2 separate regions of the Homo sapiens genome follow, and region 1 is linked to region 2. Evidence: read pairs that join two places in POLR2A ChIA-PET (ENCODE). Cell type or tissue: Panc1. All regions are shown on one strand.

Region 1 (5,000 bases), 250 kb before region 2:
AAGTAAATATTTGAATTATTTGGTTTAAGTTGACATGCCATCTGGCTTTAAATAATAATCAAACTCTAGATTATTAATTTAGACTTGCTTTTGAGGGAGACGGTGTGGTGGAGCAAAAGAGGAGTGTCCCATGTGGATGACTGCTTCACCTCTGCTAGCATCAGCTACAGCAGGGAGACAGTGGGGTTGGAAAACATGTGGAGGCCCATTCCAAAAGTCCAGATCAGTGAACACCTCTGCTGGTACAACAGCAGGGTGCAAAAATCCAGTGCACATTTGCAGATGCCACTCCAATGTTCAAGACGCAAAGATGATTTGGAGTCAGCAGCACAAACATAGTTGTTGAAACTTGGAACTGGATGCACTTAATCATACAAAGTGTGTATAACCAGAAATCATGAGGTCCTCAAGAACCCCAGCAAATCAGGGTGGGCAAAGGAAGAGAAAGGATTTGAGAGGGAGGCTGAGAAAGATGGCTAGCCATGGAGGGAGGAGAAATCCAAAAGACAGCACATTATAAATCAGGGAAGGAATGCGAATTAGAGAGCGACCATAGAATAAACCAAGTAGGAAGAAGAACAAGCATGGCCACTTGGTTTTACGAACGCTTGTGTTAGCAGGAACAGTTTCAGTAGAGGCCAGACCATAATTAGAGTCGAGACTGCTCTCTTAAGAAGTTTGGAGATTAAAGAAGGAAAAGATACCAAACAATCATTAAAGAGGAAGAAAAAAAAGCCATGGGGAATTGTTTAGGTCAGGGTAAGTCTCAAAACATTTTATAGACTTAACCAACGTGAGCTTTGAACCAGCAATGGGTGTAACAGATACGGAAACACTGGGTCCCCTCACTTTTGCAGTTGCGGTGGCCAGGAAGTAATTTTGCTTCCTTAAACTTGAGGCTTTGGAGTGGTGTAATGAACACTACCAGACAGCTCCAGGAGAATGCTTCTTCTAATAGTTCTTCCAATATTCAAATTGCCACAGGAGGCGTACTTCCATAACTGCTCCAGGTGGTGAGGACATGCCCACATACTTGCATTCTGAGGACTGCTTGACCCCAGTCCTATGGCAGTCCCATTATTTCCAGTTCCATAATCCACCAACATGTAAAGAAGGCAGACCAAGCAGCATCCAGATTACATTTTAGTTTGCTGTACAAATTCTAATCCAAACAAAGTCTTGAAGCATCATAACTTCAGTGTTCAACAATATTGACTCCTGCTCTTGACCCAATGTGACTTGCTGAGAGACAGGAGGCCTAACAAACTTTACTATTTCTCAAGGTAGGTGCTAAAGAGCAATTGTTAGGACTCTACACCACCTGGTCAATCTGAAAATTTACTTATGCAGTGAAGGATGACAGAGTCAACCTGGAGATAGGTCCCCACTCACATATTAAACTAAATTGATGTTCCATACAGAACTGGTCTTAGATTAAAACATCTAGCAATCTGTGTTGTAAATAACTGACTTAGAAACAAAAAAAAAAAACCTCACTCTTGCAGCATAGATTGGCTGCTGATAAAAGAAACATCATTTGAAGAAGTTGTCTACCATGGTAAATTTGTCCCTTGGAATATTACTGCAAAATCAGAATGGATTCTTAATCAACATGTTTTAGGCACTTTCCACTGAAAACAGATCATATAAAATATCTTGAAATGTGCTATACTCCTGTTTTTAGTATTATTCACACATTTACTCATTAGTTCTTTCATTCCACAAATAATGACTGCCCACTATGAGTGTACTGTGCTAGTAGGTTACTTATTCAAACAAAGAAGAATAAGACAAAGTTGCTGCCCAAAAGTACCCGCAGATACAGGAAAGACACAGATGTGTAAACAGAGTACCACACAAGGCTACATGAGAAGAGCTTCCATGGGGTTGAGAAGGACTTAACAGTCAACCATGTAAATACAGTGGACCAGAAAGAAGAGCTGACAGGCAGGAGGAGGGAGCAAGAGCATGTGCAAAAGCTCAGAAGCCGCCACCGGGTAAGCTGCGTGGATTTGGGTATGGGGAGGGAGTGGAAAAGGACAAGGGTGGAGAGGAAGGACAAGCCCATGTCAAGAAGGGCCTTCTGTGCTGTAGTAAGGAGTCTGCATTTCCTCCACACCTTTAGTCAGTGTGGAGCCCATGAAGGGGAAATGATAAAACAGGGGAATGATATAATCAGACTTAATTTTTAAAACCTACACCCTGATAGTAATGTGAAGTCTTGATCGAAGAGGCCCAAGATCCAAGAAAGACTCAATCCCAGGCATCCAGAATGAACCCATGCTTTTTCACAAACAGTTCCCAGATGCGCTACATTGTAATGTGGCTAAAATAATGTGAAATCACTTTCTAGAATAGAAATGGTCTTTCCCCAAAAGAGCACCCTTTAGGTGAAGATAGCAATAATGATAACCTGTGAATTGCTTGAATATCTCAGGAACAAAATAGTCCACATTTCAGCCTGTCATGGATCAGTGAGAAATTTTGTATCACAACTAAATTGATAAGCATAAAAGTAGGGGCTTGAAGCAAGACTCAAATATGGCAACTTCTGCAGAATGAGGCACAAGAATACATGGATTCTATGGTACCAGGTGACAAGAGCAAAGGCTTTAACCCTACACATGGAGAGATGATATTACTGGTAGCCTCCTAAAAAACAAAAAAAGAAAAAGAAACATTGGGCCTAGCAAATATATGGAGCAAACATGAGGCATTTAATATCTGTTCAACAAATGAACTGAAAAGCTATGAGAATGAGGCCATAAGGAGCATGGTGTGGCTACTTGACTTTCAAATAAGAAATGTTCATCTGCACATCATTATTTCTGTAAAACAAAGCTTCCTAGCCAGTGTGACCAGAATGGAGCTGCCTGGGCAGACTGGAGCAGCCAGAGTCCCCAGGCCACTTGCCAACAGCTATGAGCTATCATCACAGGGTGTTGAGCAAATATTATCATTTTCTCCATATGCCATGATGAAAAAACAAAAGGAAGCCCTGTGCGGTGACTGTTGTCAAGGCAGTAACAGGTGCCTCTGTCATCAGGCCTGCAGGCCAAATGTGGCTCTAACTTCTATCAAGACAATGGTAAAGAAGTGGCCTGGGTTTGTTCACATTTAAAAGTATAGGATCAAGGCCACAATAGCTTGATATTCTGGAAAATATTCTCATAATTTTGTTTTTCACACCCAAAAAAGGAATGAGTTATGGCAGGGGGCAGATAATGGCAGCTAGAAAATAGCTCAAAGAAAAAAAGTCAAAGTACTTTCTCAGTTTTGAAGTCATTTTTCAACTTTTATCTCCACCTAATCCCCAAATAGATATTTAAGGAGACTCCTTGAAATTGCATGGGCTGAATTTTGAATGGGGTAATAAATGTAAGCCACAGTGATGAGGAACCTCCGATGTTGCCACTGAAGCACCATTTCTCTGCATTTCTTCCCCCAAACCCAACTAAGAACAGGACACTGCTACCGCATCACACTTCCATCATCAAACCATGGCAAGCCTTTTGGTAAATAGCGGAAAGCCCTTGGGGACAAGCAAAATAACAAACTAGAGACATAACTTCAAATTCTCTCTGATAAATAATAACTGCTTAACAGTAGCATCATGAATGATCACTGGTGTTTGGGCAACATCTTGTTTGGTAAGGACAGCTACCCCCCAAAAAAACAGAAGAAAGCTGACTGAAGGTAGACTCTGTATATGGGTGCCACTTCCAGGTCTTACAAGCAGAGTATCAGCCTACACTAGCATTCACCACTAACTTTACTACTGAAGAGCATAGTTCCTCACATACCTACAGCTACCTAATTTAATTGAATGTTCAAGCTCTATCATCTTCATTATTTTTCCCTAGGACAAAAGGTCAACTTTCATTTTTCTGAACTAGATTTGAAATGGCTAGATTTCAAAGGAGTAAAAGTTCTCAAGGTTCTCAAGGTACATATTCTTTGAGAATACCTTAAGAAGCTGTTGGAGAAGTACAAATGTTTTGACACTGATTCCTAGAGGAAGGTTTTGGACCACCATCTCACAGTTACTTTTGTGGACCTTCCCAGCATAGCTGCCCAAATTTCATGTCTGATCGGGGCAAATGTAAGGAACTGTACAGTTCCACAACAGCTTGCTAAAGGACCTGGAAAGACCACATTTTGGAAGATACTTTTCCAAGACGGAAGCCAACACCTGGTGTTGTTTATCAATACTTAATACAATGGGCCATTTTTAAGTCACATGAAAATAAAGCAAGAGCCTGAGGTATCTCACCTCGAGCTTTCTAAATAGAACAGGGCTTTGAAATTAACTCTCATGTGAACCACAGATCACATGAAGCAAGGAGATATAACCTAGGCTTCATGTCACACTGATGGACTATGACAGTACATTGGCTAGCCTGTCCTTACAGAATCCATACTCTAGCTACATGTGGCTACTATGCACTTGAAATATGGCTAGTCTAAATTAAGATATGCTATAGTATAAACTGCACACTGGAGGCCAGGCGTAGTGGCTCACACTTGCAATCCCAGGACTTTGGAAAGACAAGGTGGGCGGATTGCTTGAGTCCAGGAGTTTGAGACCAACCTGGGCAACATGGCGAAACCCCATCTCTACAAAAAAATACAAAAATTAGCAGGGCAAGGTGGCACACACCTGTGGTCCCAGCTACTCTGGAGGCTGAGGTGGGAGGATGGCTTGAGCCCAGAGGGTCAAGGCTACAGTGAGCCTAGGTTGCACCACTGCACTCCAGCCTGGGTGACAGAGCGAGACCCTCTCTCAAAAAAACACAATAAATAAAATAAATAAACTACACACTGGGTTTCTGAGGCTTAATTCAAAAAAAAATGCAAAATACATACATCATTAATAATTTTTGTATTGCTTACATGTTAAATGCTATTTTAGGTATATTACTAAATATGTAAACAACATATTTACAACAAGTAAAATGTATTGTTAAAACTAATTTCATGATATGACTTTCACATTTCTA
Region 2 (5,000 bases):
TGAATAATCACAAATATAGCCAATCTACTTCTATCAAAATATCTTTATTTCATTATACCAAAGAATAATAGAAAACCAATTGAAAATGTTATTTTAAACAAAGTGAGACTCATTTAGAGCATTCTTTGCTCAGGAATCACTGGGAGTGTTAGTTAAAAGCGCAGATTTCTTTACCTTAGGGGCAGAACCCTCCGAACTTAAATTTTGAACAGGAACCCAAATGAGTGCAAAAAGGTGATCGGTGACCATGGTTTAGAAGACACTGACTTAGAATAAGGGTTGCAGTGATTCTTCACCCTGGCTACATGTTAGAATCATACGGGAGCTTGAAAAAAATTATGGCCAAGCTCCCCCTCTACCAGCTGAATTGGAATTTTGGGGGATGGGACTTGGGTACCCCCTATTAATTCAGGGTTGAGGACCACTGAGGCAAATAAGCTCCTGGATACCACTTCAATACCATGTTTATTAAATGTCATTGTCACTACATTAAGAAGAGTGTGTTTTAAGAAGAGCCTTTCTTTTCTACACTTATAATGCTTCCATGTTGAACATCTCTGGGACTTGTCCTCATGAGTTTATTCCTTGCGTGTTGGAACCCTCACAAATTCTTTCCTTCAGCCTTTGATTTGCTTTCTAGCAGATAGTAAATTAGCATCTAAGTCATTCCCCCTTCCTGGCATCCACTTTCCCTTCTGGCAAGCAGAGGAGATAGGGAGAAAAAACAAAAAGACACAGTATGTCACTATTTCCAAATCAGTTCTCTGAGTTATAACTTCTCTCTATCACTCATTCTCTTTTCCAACAAGAATTCAACATTTGATTCTCACAAAATTCTGGCTTCCTGCAGTTTCCAAACCATTATACCTGTTTGACAAAATTTTGTGTTCTCTTTCCTTAAAGAGATTATCTTCTTCTGAATTATATGTGTATATGTATATAATTGTGGTAAAATATATAAACATAAATTGACCATTTAAACCATTTTTAAGTACATTGTTCAGTGGCATTAAGTACATTTACATTGTTTGCCACCATCACCACCATCTGTCTCCAGAACTTTTTCATTATCCCAAACTGAAACTCTGCACTTACTGAGTAATCTCTCCATTTCCCCAGCCTTTGGTAACCACCATTCTATTTTCTGTCTCTGTGAATTAATTGGACTATTCTAGGTACCTCATGTAAGTGGAATCATACAGTATTTGTCCTTTTGTATCTGGCTCAAGGTTCATTCATGTAGCATGTATCAGAATTTCATTAATTTTTAAGGGTAAATAGTATACTGTTGTATATAAATGTATGCCATGTTTTGTTTATACATTCATCCATCAATGAATATTTGGATTTTTCCATTTTTTGGCTCTTGTGCATAATGGTGTTATGAACAAATGAATATTTGATTTATAAATATCTGTTCAATAGATATATTTTACAGAATCATTTTATCCATGGTTTTTTCAAGCCATGAAGTGTAGTTCTTAGAGTAGAAATCTTATTCCCTTAAAATAATATTTGTGGGGTAGGGACAAATAGTATTTAATTCCTTTCTCCCTTTGTGTCATCTTTCCTTTGCTATTTTGTTTTCATTATAGAATTTTAATTCCTTCTTGCTAAATTGTTTAAGTCATTAAGTCTTCCATGTTACTCAATTCTCAGTATTCGTTTTCCTTGACCTACTAGTTGACCTTGAGATGACTGATCAATCCAACCTCTTTGGAAAACTTTCTTAATATTGACTTGCAGAATACCTGGCCATTTTGGTTTTCCTCCTATGTCACTGCCTATTCCCTCTAAGTCTCCTTTACCCATACCTCCTAATGTTCCTAATCTCTGCACATGGAAGCACCCCAGGATTCAGTTCTCACCGCTTTTCTTTATCTGATCTTTCAATACCATTTATACACTGATGACTCCCAGGTTTATATCTCTAGACTGGACCTCACTTTTGAACTTACTCTTATATCTTGCTTGGATGTATAAAGGCATCTTGAATTTTAACATGTCTAAAACTGAGCTCCTGCTCCTTTCCTCACTGCCCCCCACCATCAGACCTGCTCCTCCTAAAGTCGTCCTCTTTCAGTGAATGGCCAATCTGCTCAGACACTTTGAAGGGCTTCTCATCTCACATAGAATCAAAGACAAGTAGTTGCAGTGGCCTACATGGCTTTACACAGATGCTACTCAGTGTGCTCAAGGATCCACATCTGGCTGTGACTGTTGTATCCCAGCCATGAGGAGATCAGTATAGAAAAAGAGAGTAGAGCTTAGAAACTTTTATAGCAGTTTGACAGCATGATTTTATGTCTATTGAATCTAATAATAAGTTGGGGCTTATATTTTGTCTACATTTTTTTTGATAGTGAAAAGATATATATTTAGAATTAGCTGGGTTCATTTTAGATGATCCCAATTTTGTTGGCAATATCCAAAGCATTGTAATCAGGAGCTAATGGAATATATGCCTTCCTCTCTCCGGGCCTGATCAAGGTGTTGACCTTGGCCGCATCAGTGTCATAGAGCTTCCAGCCTGTTTGATGTGGTGCTTACTAGCTTTAATATCCACAAAGAACACAAGCATGTTGTTGTCCTGTCTTCTTCCTGGCCAACTCAGTGGTCAGGGGAACTTGATAATGGCTTGTTTCCTCACTGCCTTCAGTGAGGAAGCCTTATTTAATTGTCTGTCTCTCCCCAGAGCCTAGAAGAATACTTGGCACATAGTGGGTATACAGTAAATAATTATTAAATATTTGAAATCTGAGATGAAAGTTAATGAATGTAGGTATGGGAATTGTACAAGGGATAGGAAGTACCTTGGAGAACTTCTGTAAGCTCCAGGCATATACTCAAAGATGGGAAGAGTAGGAATCAGCATTTTCAAAAGTCATTGGGGATGCCCATTTTTTTCTGTACTGTACAGGAAGAAGGGTTTGCCTGATCTTACACCATTGTTAGAGCTTGAGCTCTGAACAAGTGAAGGTTTACTCTTTGTTCTTTTTTTTTTTTTTTTTTTTTTTTTTTTCATTTCTAGGCCATTCCCCGATTTAACCAGAAAGGAGAAGTATATAAGGCACAGATAATGAATGTGAGCTGGTCAGCTGATCACAGAGTTATTGATGGTGCTACAATGTCACGCTTCTCCAATTTGTGGAAATCCTATTTAGAAAACCCAGCTTTTATGCTACTAGATCTGAAATGAAGACTGATAAGACATTCTTGAACTTTTTGAGCTTCCAAAGAGTATGTAAACCCTAGCTGTGCCAGCACATGTTCATCTTTACAATTTATATTGTAAATGATTTGTATCGTATGATTAAGGATCTAAGGCACAATATTTGTCACTGTTCTATTAGACTTTTTACTGAAAATGAATAATGGTGTAATGGTTCTCCTGGGGCTGTCACATTTTATAGGTCAGAGTGTGACTTCTTAATATGGTGCTGATGTTTTTGTGTCAATGGCTTGAAACTGGCAAGATTAACAAAATTAGGCCGGGCATGGTGGCTCACGCCTGTAATCCCAGCACTTTGGGAGGCCCAGGTGGGCGGATCACCTGAGGTTAGAAGTTTGAGACCAGCCTGGCCAACATGGTGAAACCTGGCCTCTACTAAAAATACAAAAATTAGCCGGGTGTGGTGGTGGGTACCTATAATCCCAGCTACTTGGGAGGCTGAGGCAGGAGAATCGCTTGAACCTGGGAGGTGGAGGTTGCAGTGAGCTGAGATCGTGCTATTGCACTCCAGCCTGGGCGACAGAGCAAGACGCCATCTCAAAAACAAAAAAACAAAATTCATGTTACTAAAAGACAGGTAGCCATATACAGACAGTATATGCCCTATTTTTTTTAACTGACTCTTAATGAAACTTTAATTTTACTTAATTAAGAAATGGAATTTATATACAAAAATATTTTCCATTTCCGTTATTATGCTAATTGTTGTATGAAATAAGTGCAATTATACTTCTCTTTTGAGATATCCAAGAGTATATTCTTGCTCTGTATAGAGAATATCATCTGATAGTGTCTTATTTATATTAATTAATGTCTTTGAAAAGGGAAAAGTATAAACTGGCCTTAAAATTGTCCAATTATAGTTTTATAACCAGTCTATTAAAGGTGTTTGTTTAAAATGGATATAGTTTTAGATTTGTGGTAATGCTTTGGTATTTTCTTGGGGAAGACCTTCACCTTTGCAAACTTCCCTCATGTAAGGAAGGTACTTTAAATGTAGCAGCCACTGACATTTCTTTTTTTAAAAAAAATTTGAGAAGTCTACTTCCTTTTAACTTTTTTGGTCTTCAGCTAAAAAATAGGATAAGAAATTAAGGTCTATTCCATTCTCCATATCCTGGGTAAGAATGTAAATAAGAGGAGAAGGAAGAGTCTAATAGTAATTATGGATATAAAAAATAAGAAATTTTGTATAGAAATGAAGGTTTCATAATGATCATTTTGTTAAAGGTCTACTTTAATCAGAAATAGCAACGAGATGAATGTATCCAACATTTCAATTTGCATTCGGAAATCCATGTTGTTTCTAATATTGTCCAGTTGAAAACTGTATGCCAAAATTAGTTGTTTAAGTGAAGTTTTGTGACAGAAAAAAGGTTGTTTTAATATCTACTTGGTTTTTCTCAAAATGGAAATAATTTTAAAATCAGGAAAGAATAAATCAGCCAGGTGTGATGACTTGTAACTGTAATCCCAGTTATAGGGGAGGCTGAAGCAGGAGGATCACTTGAGGCCAGGAGTTTGAGACCAGCCTGGGCAACATAGTGAGATCCCATCTCAAAAAACATTATTTTTAAAATTAGCCTGGTGGCTCACGCCTGTAATCCCAGCACTTTGGGAGGCCGAGGTGGCCAGATCACCTGAGGTCAGGAGTTCGAGACCACCCTGGCCAACATGGTGAAACCCCATCTCTACAGTTTTGTAAAAATACAAAAAATTACCTGGGCCTGGTGGCACACGCCTGTAGTCCCAGCTACTTGGGAGGCTG

What was found. ChIA-PET counts read pairs that join two places held together with the same protein. Peaks named below come from ENCODE experiments on the same cell type or tissue, not always from the same donor. Only the 100,000 strongest peaks of a DNase experiment are listed, where the experiment ranks them.
Region 1: POLR2A ChIA-PET joins it to region 2 with 6 read pairs; 4 of 35 experiments call an interaction of 5 or more read pairs at or near these places.

What each region holds. Positions count from the first base shown.
Region 1 is chr1:100,446,501-100,451,500 of GRCh38, reverse strand. The region is part of intron 7 of CDC14A (cell division cycle 14A); the gene reads right to left. Among named protein-coding and RNA genes, the nearest start is that of GPR88, 89 kb to the left of the region's middle. In Panc1, no CTCF peak of the experiment used is centred here; a DNase peak (open chromatin) is centred at 2,900.
Region 2 is chr1:100,194,454-100,199,453 of GRCh38, reverse strand. DBT (dihydrolipoamide branched chain transacylase E2) reads left to right here. Exons shown (of 11, transcript NM_001918.5): 11 at 3,032-5,000. The coding sequence ends at 3,199. It also overlaps the pseudogene RPL23AP90. Among named protein-coding and RNA genes, the nearest start is that of LRRC39, 19 kb to the right of the region's middle. In Panc1, no CTCF peak of the experiment used is centred here; no DNase peak of the experiment used is centred here.